Regions from separate parts of the Homo sapiens genome. Here region 2 is linked to region 1. Evidence: chromatin loops called from intact Hi-C (ENCODE). Cell type or tissue: dorsolateral prefrontal cortex. All regions are shown on one strand.

Evidence for each region. Peaks named below come from ENCODE experiments on the same cell type or tissue, not always from the same donor. Only the 100,000 strongest peaks of a DNase experiment are listed, where the experiment ranks them.
Region 2: it touches region 1 in a loop (6-fold over the local background); 4 of 110 quality-filtered maps call a loop at or near these places.

Annotation. Positions count from the first base shown.
Region 1 is chr9:19,920,075-19,925,074 of GRCh38, reverse strand. It overlaps a transcript of SLC24A2 not described here. Among named protein-coding and RNA genes, the nearest start is that of SLC24A2, 130 kb to the right of the region's middle. In dorsolateral prefrontal cortex, CTCF peaks have their summits at 2,175 and 2,375; a DNase peak (open chromatin) is centred at 2,434; H3K27ac peaks cover 1,291 bases.
Region 2 is chr9:19,644,895-19,649,894 of GRCh38, reverse strand. The region is part of intron 2 of SLC24A2 (solute carrier family 24 member 2); the gene reads left to right. Among named protein-coding and RNA genes, the nearest start is that of SLC24A2, 140 kb to the left of the region's middle. In dorsolateral prefrontal cortex, no CTCF peak of the experiment used is centred here; no DNase peak of the experiment used is centred here; H3K27ac peaks cover 4,837 bases.

The DNA of each region.
Region 1 (5,000 bases):
GTGTTTTACTTTGGTGCTGGATGCCAAGGGTCCAAGCATGCTATAGAAAATTCCACTTTGATGCATTGACTGCTCTGGGGCCAAAGACCCCTTAGAATTGACTCTACTTGAAGCCTGACTTTCAAGAGTACTGAGCCTAGAACAGTCAGAAGAGCTGGGTTCATTCTGTCTGTGCTGCATTCAAAGGCATGATTAAGAGCCAAATGAGCTGAAGGATAGTAATTATGGGGCAAACAATAGACTCTCCCAGAGACAGGAGAGCAGGAAGATGCTAGGCAGTTTGGTGGTTACTTTGGTGAAGAAGTCATTTCACTTTGTCCTGTGTTTTACCCTCAGAGATTCAGTCTTCTTTTCTCCTCCTTTATTCACCCTGGGCCTAACCTTAGGAAATTAACATCTGCAGGCAATGAAAAGTATTTATTTTGAGCCATAAGACATGGGATCCTTATTTGCTCTTAAGGAGGAGTCACACCCTCATGGGGTCCTTACTGGCTCTTGAGGAGGAGCCACACCCTCAGTGGCTTCTGCTGGGTAGATATCTGGAAGCACTGATCCCACTGATGGACACAGCTGACTAGATCAGTGATGGAAACCTGACCAAGATGACATTCTAGAAGCCACAAGGGGTGTAAGTCAAGAAAAGGGGAAAAGCAGGGAATAAGGTAACTGGTAACTGCAGGAGAAATGGGGTGGTGGACTCCCCCAAAAGCAGCCATAATGGTAGAGCTCTAGCAAAGAGAAACACTGATATCTGAGGCTGGGGATGACACATCTGAAATTGCACAACCACCCTAAACAAGCTGTCACATCTCAGCTGACTGAGAAGGACATCCTGGCTACTCTCATTTTTGTTTTCCTTACTCCTCTGCAAACAGTTTGATAGTAACACCCATTGCCTGAACCAACTGGGTATATATCCATGTTCCTTAAAGAAATTGTACAGCCAGCTGCTCTGCTCCCTCACAGGCATGACGGTGGCATAACGGAGTGAACACAGTGTAATTTCTGTTTGTTCATCACCCTTGCTACCCACTTCCCTTTAGAAATGATCCAACTCTCTGTAATCTCAGCCGTTTGGGAGGCCGAGGCAGGTGTACCACCTGAAGTAAGGAGTTCGAGACCAGCCTGGTGAAACCCTGTCTCTACTAAAAATACAAAAATTAGCCAGACATGGTGGTGCACACCTGTAATCCCAGCTACTCGGGAGGCTGAGGCAGGAGAATCACTTGAACCTGGGAGGCGGAGATTGCAATGAGCCAAGATTGTGCCATCGCACTCCAGCCTGGGCAACAAGAACAACTCTGTCTCAAAACAGAAAAAAAGTAAAAAGAAAGAAATGATCCAACTATCTATTTATTTGTCTTTGTTGGGGGATGTTTGGCAGATCACATTCTCCAAAGGTGACAACAACTATATCCCCATTTCATATGTTCTTCAACAATGTGAACTTGTCATTCCTCCATGAGTGGGGTGGGCTTGTGACTGCTTCAACCAAGAGCACAGCAGAACTGCGGCAATGTGGCTTCCAAGGTGGGCTAATAAATGACAAAGGACTGCTTCTTGATGTGTGGCTGGGTAGGTAGGGAGTGGAAAGAGCCAGGTCAGGAAAGGTCCCAGGGCGCAGGGGTGGCTGCTTTTCCTCATCATGGCTGGATACCATGCCTCCTCCATTCTAAGATACTGTATATTTTAAAAGTATTATCAATTCAATGAAGACTTTAAAGGAACAGAGTCCCACCACCTCAATGTTAAACGTGTCATCTATTATGTGATGCATTAAAGGAAACATTAAAATATGAAAGAAATTCATGAAATGCAGGAAAGTATGGTAAGTCCTTGGGTGTCCTTGGACATCTTTCAGAACATTCTAACAGTCTAAAGGATGGAAGGCTTCTAGGCCTTATAAATCCCTGACCTCCCTAGTGTGTGCCAGCCATGCCAATTTATCCACTAGGCACAGTGTGGAGGGCCCACAATACTTTTAAGGTCCCAGAAAAATGTCTAAATGTCTTTATTTCTTTTAACATTTTTTTTAAAAAACTGGTAGGTTAAATTAAATGTTTTATATATATAAATATATAATATTTAATATATAACAGGAATATATTCATCTTTAGGCCAACACACTCATAAAAATATAATTTTTAATATTTAAGATATTTCATGTAAATATTTATAAATATTTAAAAGTTAATATCTAATGTGTTTTATGGAGAAAAATCCTCATGCATTCAAGTTGTCTCTGATCACCTGAGACTCAGACATGTACAAGCTCCTCTTTTACCCTCTCAATATCCAGATCTCAAGGAGCCTCTAGGAATGAATCCCAGAAGGGATTTTTTTCCTTTCAGCGCTTCCATATTTGGAGTCTAGGTGGCCCCATTGCTCTAGAGTTAGCTGTGTGATGGGCTGTGATTTACAGTGACTGTTAGGATGCTCGCCAATCCCTCCTGTGAAGCAGGCAGAGGTTACTGCTTTCAGTAGAGACAGTTCAATGTGCACAGCTGGGAGGAGGCCTGGGATTTTTCATAGCTGTCATTCTTTTAAACCCTCAGTCCCCAAGGATAATCCCATGGAAGGTAAAACCTGGCCATTTTCAACTCTGCTTGAATTATTGAGCATGCTGGGCATGAAAAAATTTAAATGTCTAGGAAAATAAATAGGGTGCATAAAAAGATTTTATTGCATGTCTGCAAATCAGAGAAGAACACTAAATGGCTGCTTTTAAAAAACATCATAGGAATTCCCTGCAATTTGGTATGAGATCTCTTGGCTCCCCTGAAAATCATGGACTCAAATACTTAGTGACAAACTATCAGAAAAAATAGAATTCCCTGAAGCTATTTCATACTTAGGAAGATGGCTTATGGAATTTTTGAGTGAAACAATAAATTTTCCACTTTCAGAATCTTTAGGCTTTTAGAATCTAAAAGACTGGATGGTTGCTCCTGAAACAATGGGAACAGGCTGATGCATCCAACTTTATTTTCTCTAGCTGCTTGGAGAAGGACGTACATGCAAACATGCATGAACAGAAGTAGATGAATCAAGGTACATTTTAAGACCACAAAAACCCACTCATAGGATTCTTGGGAAGGAGCGTCATTTCTTATATTTCTGCTTTTAATTTGTCTTACATCAATAGAGACTTCTTAACCCTTTCCCCCTCTCTTGGCCACTTTGAAAAGTGATTTGCTCCTATCACATTAAATTCAACTTTCATATCAATAAGATATCCTTTTTGTATTGTGAATTGCCAGCAGGGCTTGGAGTCTCTTTTTACAAGGTGAAAAGAGGCCTTGTACCGTAGAGTTCCCTGAGGAAATGCATGGTTAGACATTGTGTTCTCTCTAGGCAAATATAAGACCCCCTCAGCTAAACTTTACCGAAATGCATTCAGGTGAGGGATTTAAATGATCCCCCAAAATGATGATGAATACATTTTTCTCTGTATGCATGAAAAATGAGGTTTATTTTTCAATTGAAGTGAGATTATTCAATATTGCATATTGCACATGGCATGGTAAGTTCTAAATTTTTTTTTTTTTTTTTTTTTACACGGAGTCTCGCTCTGTCGCCCAGGCTGGAGACAGTGCAGTGGTGCAATCTTGGCTCACTGCAAGCTCCACCTCCCGGGTTCACGCCATTCTGTCCCTCCCGAGTAGCTGGGACTACAGGCGCCCGCCACCATGCCTGGGTAATTTTTTGTATTTTTAGTAGAGACGGGGTTTTACCATGCTAGCCAGGATGGTCTCGATCTCCTGACCTCATGATCCGCCCACCTCGGCCTCCCAAAGTGCTGGGATTTCAGGTGTGAGCCACCATGCCCGGCCATGTAAGTTCTAAATTCTTAGTGAAGATAGTAAAACTATAGAAAGGTCATTAAATGAAATTTTATCAAATAAAGGTGAGGAGAAGACAGGTAAATGGTAACCATTTACTACAGGTGCACTGTTGGTGGCAGGTTGATGATTTACTTTGGAACACCCCCCCCCCATAATAATTATGAATAAATAGTATATGCCATGAGTCAACATTATTCTAAACTTGTTACTTATATCGACTCAATCCTCACAACAACCCTATGAGGGTAGGTAATATGATTATCTTTATTTTATAGATGAGGGAACTGAGTGCCAAGAGATTAAATAACTTGCTCAGGGTCACATACAAACAGGAGCAGATCTGGTTTGAACCCAGGTTGGCTTTAGACTGTATGATTTTACACTCAGTCTTCTGTCTCTCACATCCGGCTCCCGATCGATACACGTCATGTAGGTTGTATAGGTCAGTCATTCCTAGAACTCACTGTTGTGTCGTCCCTTACTGCCCAGGACTCTCTAGTTGTAGATATGTGTCACACACAGGCTAGTGGGAAGCGTGGAGAGTTAACACTCAACCCTGCCCTAACAGCTCTCAACCAATGCCCAGGGAGACGGCAGATAAATACCAGCTCACTGCAGGTGGGCTCCTTTCAGGCTCCCAGAGGTTCCCAGCAGGTAGCCCATAGCGGTACGTTGGCCCTCAGCGTACCCAATGCTGGTTTGCTTCCCTCCCCTGTTTCACTTCCTCACTTCCATGGCAGTACTTCCTGGGATCTCCTCCCAAATAAACTGCTTGAACTCAAATCCTTGTCTCAGGGTCTACATCTGGGGGACTCAGTCTAAGACATGGACTTTGTATTTAATAGTTTGAAAAATCACGACTGATGAATTAATCATTGGCAACTATGAAAATTGTCCAAAAACTAACTCCGTTTCATTCTGCCATACTGCATTGACCAAAAACAAACAAATAAACAAAGTCAATCTGCAAGAAATATTGAGAGTCTACCAAATGATTTTAAACAATTCTGGGTAATGGAGGAGATCATTTATTTCTATGCCCCTGCACTTAAATGAATCAATTTGATAAATTTTCTTAGCAGAAACTTCAAAAAAAGGAAATATATCAAATGTTGCATGACTATATCAAGGACCCCAAATTATTTTTAGATTCTG
Region 2 (5,000 bases), 280 kb after region 1:
CTACAAATTCATACTGCTCTGAATTCAGACCTAATTTGGAGGGATAGCTCCTATATTGTGTCATTCTTGGAGTTAGATCCAAGATAACCACCTGGCAAACTGTGCTAATTGGACAAGTTCTTTCTGTGCCAGTAGTTAAATCTTATTTCTTTCCGCTGTCCATATTTCCTTGTTGAACCATTGAACCACATGCCACTGGGAATAAGTGGACCTAAGAAATGTTTGATTGTAAAGAGAAGCTTGAACATGCTAGTACTGGTGACCAAATGAAACCTATGTTTGAGGAAGCCTTTGATCCAGTTGTACTCTCTCCAAATGTCAGTGTATACTAGACCATATTTTTGGCAGTGATTTTCAAATTCTGAAAGAAAATCCACATTGAGGTCTAAACATAGTATTCTCACCAACCCCCTACCCCCACCCCTATCATGAACATATGGTTCTAGTGCCTTAAAAAGCAGTATGGTATAACATTAGTGCTTTCTTTTTAAAAGTGCACTAGTATTTTCTATCTTTCTTTCAATTTTGTAATACCCAACATATTTTTGTGTGTAACGATTCAAGCTACAGATCAACATATATTATCTGGAAAAAAAAAAGTTGAATACTTCCCGTCAATTATCATGAAAGTAAATTCAAAGAGCCTACTCCGTCATCTCAAGGGTACAAAGTTTTGTGTACCCTGATTATCAAAGCTATTTAGCTATAGTTCCAAACCTCTGAACACTTGCAGTTTTTACAAGTTGGCTAATATCTGACACTGATTTGTTTTTAGTTTTTAAATTGGTCTGACTGATCCTTGACCTTGGAACTTTTCTAGATGATGTCCACTTTTCCCATCACCCATGTTTTCCAAAGAATTACTGGGTTTTTTGTTTTTTTTTTTTTTTTTTGGTTTTTAATCAAACATGACAAAATTCACTAAGCCCTCTCATTTTGGAATAAATATCTTTAGGCCAAGACAGTTTGAGTGAAATCAGCTTTATTAAATAACTTTGAGTCATTTCCTTCCCTATTCTAGCTTTCTGGATCTGCCAACACACGTGGGTGGTCTGTGTGAAACTGCATACAGATTCAGTCTGTGAAACTGAATACAGATTGACCCTTTTATAGAATGTTTTAAAAACATAAAACCCAATAACCAACCCTAACCTCTTAATCTTAAAAGTGTCCTCTTTAATTAGATGTTCCTCCTTGTCAGTAAATCAGTGTTTACCTCGGTTCCTCCTGCCCAGTAGAATTAAATAATGCTTATCCTATTCCAACTAATTCCCATTTAAAAATAGTCTCCTATTCTGGGCTTTCTTTCTACAGGTGAATTTTATTTTCTTCACTTCTGCTTAAGTGACCTGGTTTAGTTGCCTTGTTACCTAGCTTTCTATTATGTTGGTGTAGGTTCTAGTTTTAGCCAAATTGATTCTTTTTCTTACCTCAACTTTTTCTCTTGTGTTTTGAAAGTATCTCCATAAGTGCCATCCAACTCCTTTGGGTGCTTAGATTTCAGGGGATTTAGGGGTTTTTTAACTCAGTTTCCTCACTGAATCTCCTGCTACCTCTCTGAATTCATTTAATCTGACTTTTTGAACTGTATTATTCTTATTTGGCAGATTTCCCTTTTTTATTAGAATCAGACAGATGTGGCAGTACCACTGATTAATTGGACGGCCTTTGAACATGTTGTTTAACCTTGCTGCACCTCTATTCCCCATGTGGCTAATGAAGATAATAATATCTACCTTAATGGGTTGTTAGTCTATTGCGTAAACTAATGATTGCCCACTGCCTACTATAGTTTATGCCACTTTAGTTAATGTTAGCACCATTTTTATTTATGAGAACTAGTGAATAAGGCTGTCTTGGCTTGGCTAGTTGGCTCTTCATCTTATCTTTTATCTTTCTTTCTTGCCTTCCATACATGTTCCCTGTCACTACCACCAATAGGAAGAGGAAGGAAGTTCAAACTCAGGATTCACAATCGTTATTGGAATATTCACTATAAAATAGATATTGTCCAACTCAAGTGAGATACCCTATAACCTTGTTTATTGCAGGCCTTCTCTTTGTGCTGCTTGTGAAATCAAGTATTTTTTCATCTACTAATAGAAGTTAATGATTTATATAGAGGTGAGAACCTATGTTCACTTAAGGGATTGGCATTAACAATTGAAATATAAATGGTATCTAATGGATTAACTGGGTACTCATCCTTTCCTACTGGTAATACATCTTGTTTGTTTTCCCCTTTCATCTAAATCCAGAAATGTTCTTCTCTTGTATCTGTATATGTACATGTTGTCCTGCCCTTAAATTGCCATTAATGTCCCATTTCTGCATCCCCTCCATGGCATTGCTAAGCCAGTAGCCATGTTCTGGGCAATGCTTGCTGCTGTACCTTGTGTCAGGGACACCTGCCACATGAAAACATAGCCATGGATGTCCACATGTTTCTCATCTTTCCCAGTGCTTCTTACTTCTTCAGTTTTAGAGACCTGTTTGTAGTCTTGTCCTCTTTGGCCAAAATTTCCAGTGAAGAAGACATAGGAAACCCTAATACAGACCATCTCTAAGTTCTCTGAGATTTAGAAAAAAGGGGTGGCTTTGAAGAGTTGTAACAGCTAAATATTTCTGTGAACACCTTTAATAAATGCTTAGTTTCTATGGGGGATACATAGATGTCTGAGACTCCTTGTCAAGGAAGAGTTCACAACCTAGTAGGGAAACAGAAATAAAAATACATTGATAATCAAAGAAGGCTATGAACCCTCCTACAGTACAGGGAGACTCTGTGTGTGTGTGTGTGTGTGTGTGTGTGTGTGTGTGTGTGTGCGCGCGTGTGTGTGTGTGTGGAAAGAGAGAGAGAAAGGAAATTAATTTTATCTGGGAAAATCTTGGAATGATTCATGAAAATGGTGAGAGTTAAAGAATGGATGGAAATTTGGCAGACTTCTACAGGGGAATGGGCCACAGATAGTATTCCAGTTAAGTAATGTAACTAAAGAATTGATAACTCCTTTCCCTCCATGTGTGTGAGTGTATGTGCATGTGTACATATATGTGTTTTGGGATGAGGGAAGGAATTGCAGTGGGAAATACATACCTGGGAAAATTGGTTGCAGCCATATTTTTAAGGCTGTAAAAGCCACGAAAACTTATTTTCACTCTAAACATGCCAAGGAAGTAATATTGTGGGAAGAGGGAGAGAGAGAGAATAGAGAGACTCTGTTTATATCTTATTCCTATCTGCCTAAGCACACCCTTGAAAGAGGAAAGGTTGTTATTATCCATCAAAATCTTTCTGGTGAATCAGTATGTCTGTCAATCTATTCCCACCCAATTTGAGGCCTGCACACAGATCCGTCCCTTACAGCAATGACCTTTCTTTAAAAGGCAAACCTGGCCTGACAGCACTGATATTTTGAATTCAGCATTCAGAGCTTTAGAGAAATTTCTCTCTGAAGGAGAGAAAGTGTGTCAGCCCTGAAGTGACAGCCCCCTGCATGCTGCTGAGGAGGATACCAGTTTTTGTGATAATTTGTGGCAAGGGCAATTTCAGGGAACGGAAATGATCTGTTGGGTAAAAGCACAATTTCTCTTCAGATTTTCTTCGAGGGGAGTCTACAAACAAGCAAGAAACTGAAATGGCTTATATTTTAGTTTGTGAGGAAAAGAAGCATCTAAGAAGATTTATAGGCACCAGAACATACTGATATGACTATTAGTTACACAAAGTGGCCAGAATTCCTTGCATTCTGATTAGCTGTGTGCCTAGAGTAAGTTGCTTTGAAGCAGTGATTGTACAGCTGTACATCATTTCCATGGTGATTTGATGTGCATTGTCCCATTTAATCTTCCTAGCATCCATAGAAAGGATGATCACAAAGCTATCAGTGGAGAAGCTGTAGCCAGAAAGGCCAATGCCTTTCCCAAGATCACACAGGTAGGAAGACGCAGAAACAAGACACTGATTGAATCATCTGACCCAGGTCCAGTGCCCTGTGCATTTCAAAGTCACTTCTCTAGGGATCCTTTTCTTCTTCTTTAAAAATAGAGGACTGGACAAGAATAACTGCTTTAGAAATTGTTTGCAGACTAGAAAAGTTTGTAGTTGTGATTCATAGTCAAACATCAGTGCAAAGTCTTCTTTCTTGCAGAATCAATATAAGAAGCCCAAGATTGCGGTGTGGGGTGTATCCAGAGCCATGGGGTGCTTGGGCCGCTGGGATGTCCTCCACTGTCCCCACCCCCATGCCGCTCTGTACTTGGCCTGAGAACTGTCACCGGAACTCACCTGGAAAGTGCTCACCCATCCCACCCCTATCCTAAGCCCCATCTCTTCCACACCCTTCATTGCCACTATGTTTTTAAAACACATTTTTTTTGCCACAATGTTTAAAAACCACACCATGTTTATGTGAAGAATTTACTACAACATATGAAATATGTCCCTATTTTTCTCTTACAGCCATAAACTCACAAACTAAACTATGCAAAATCATAGCCCCGAATATTAGTTGTAACTATGCAGCATACTATATGCAGAGCAAATAAATTTTAAGTCTAAAATGATAATAATAATTTTACAATCATGAACCACCAATACAAGATATTCCTAAAATGGCAGAAATTCCAGATAGCTTGGTCTTTACAAATGAATGCGAATATAGATTATATTCATACTGGAGCTAAGGTAATCTCTAGGAGCTGGTGTATTACAATGTCCAAGCATTTTTTATGTCCTTAGTAACTTGCCCCTCTGTCCATACCTTTGCAGTGTGGAGCTTGAATACTTAAACCATTCTTTTCACCAGTGGACATGAGGAGCATCTAAAAAAAGCTATACAAAATAGAAAGAACAGAGTGTTTTTTTCTCACCTTTAAGCACTGTATATTTCTGATTCTCCTTGTATAGTTTCATGCCTGTTCAAATTTAGCCTGAAAATTCCAATTTATGCTTAATGCATGAAAAAGACCCTATTCCAGTAAATGCACTTTTAGATTTC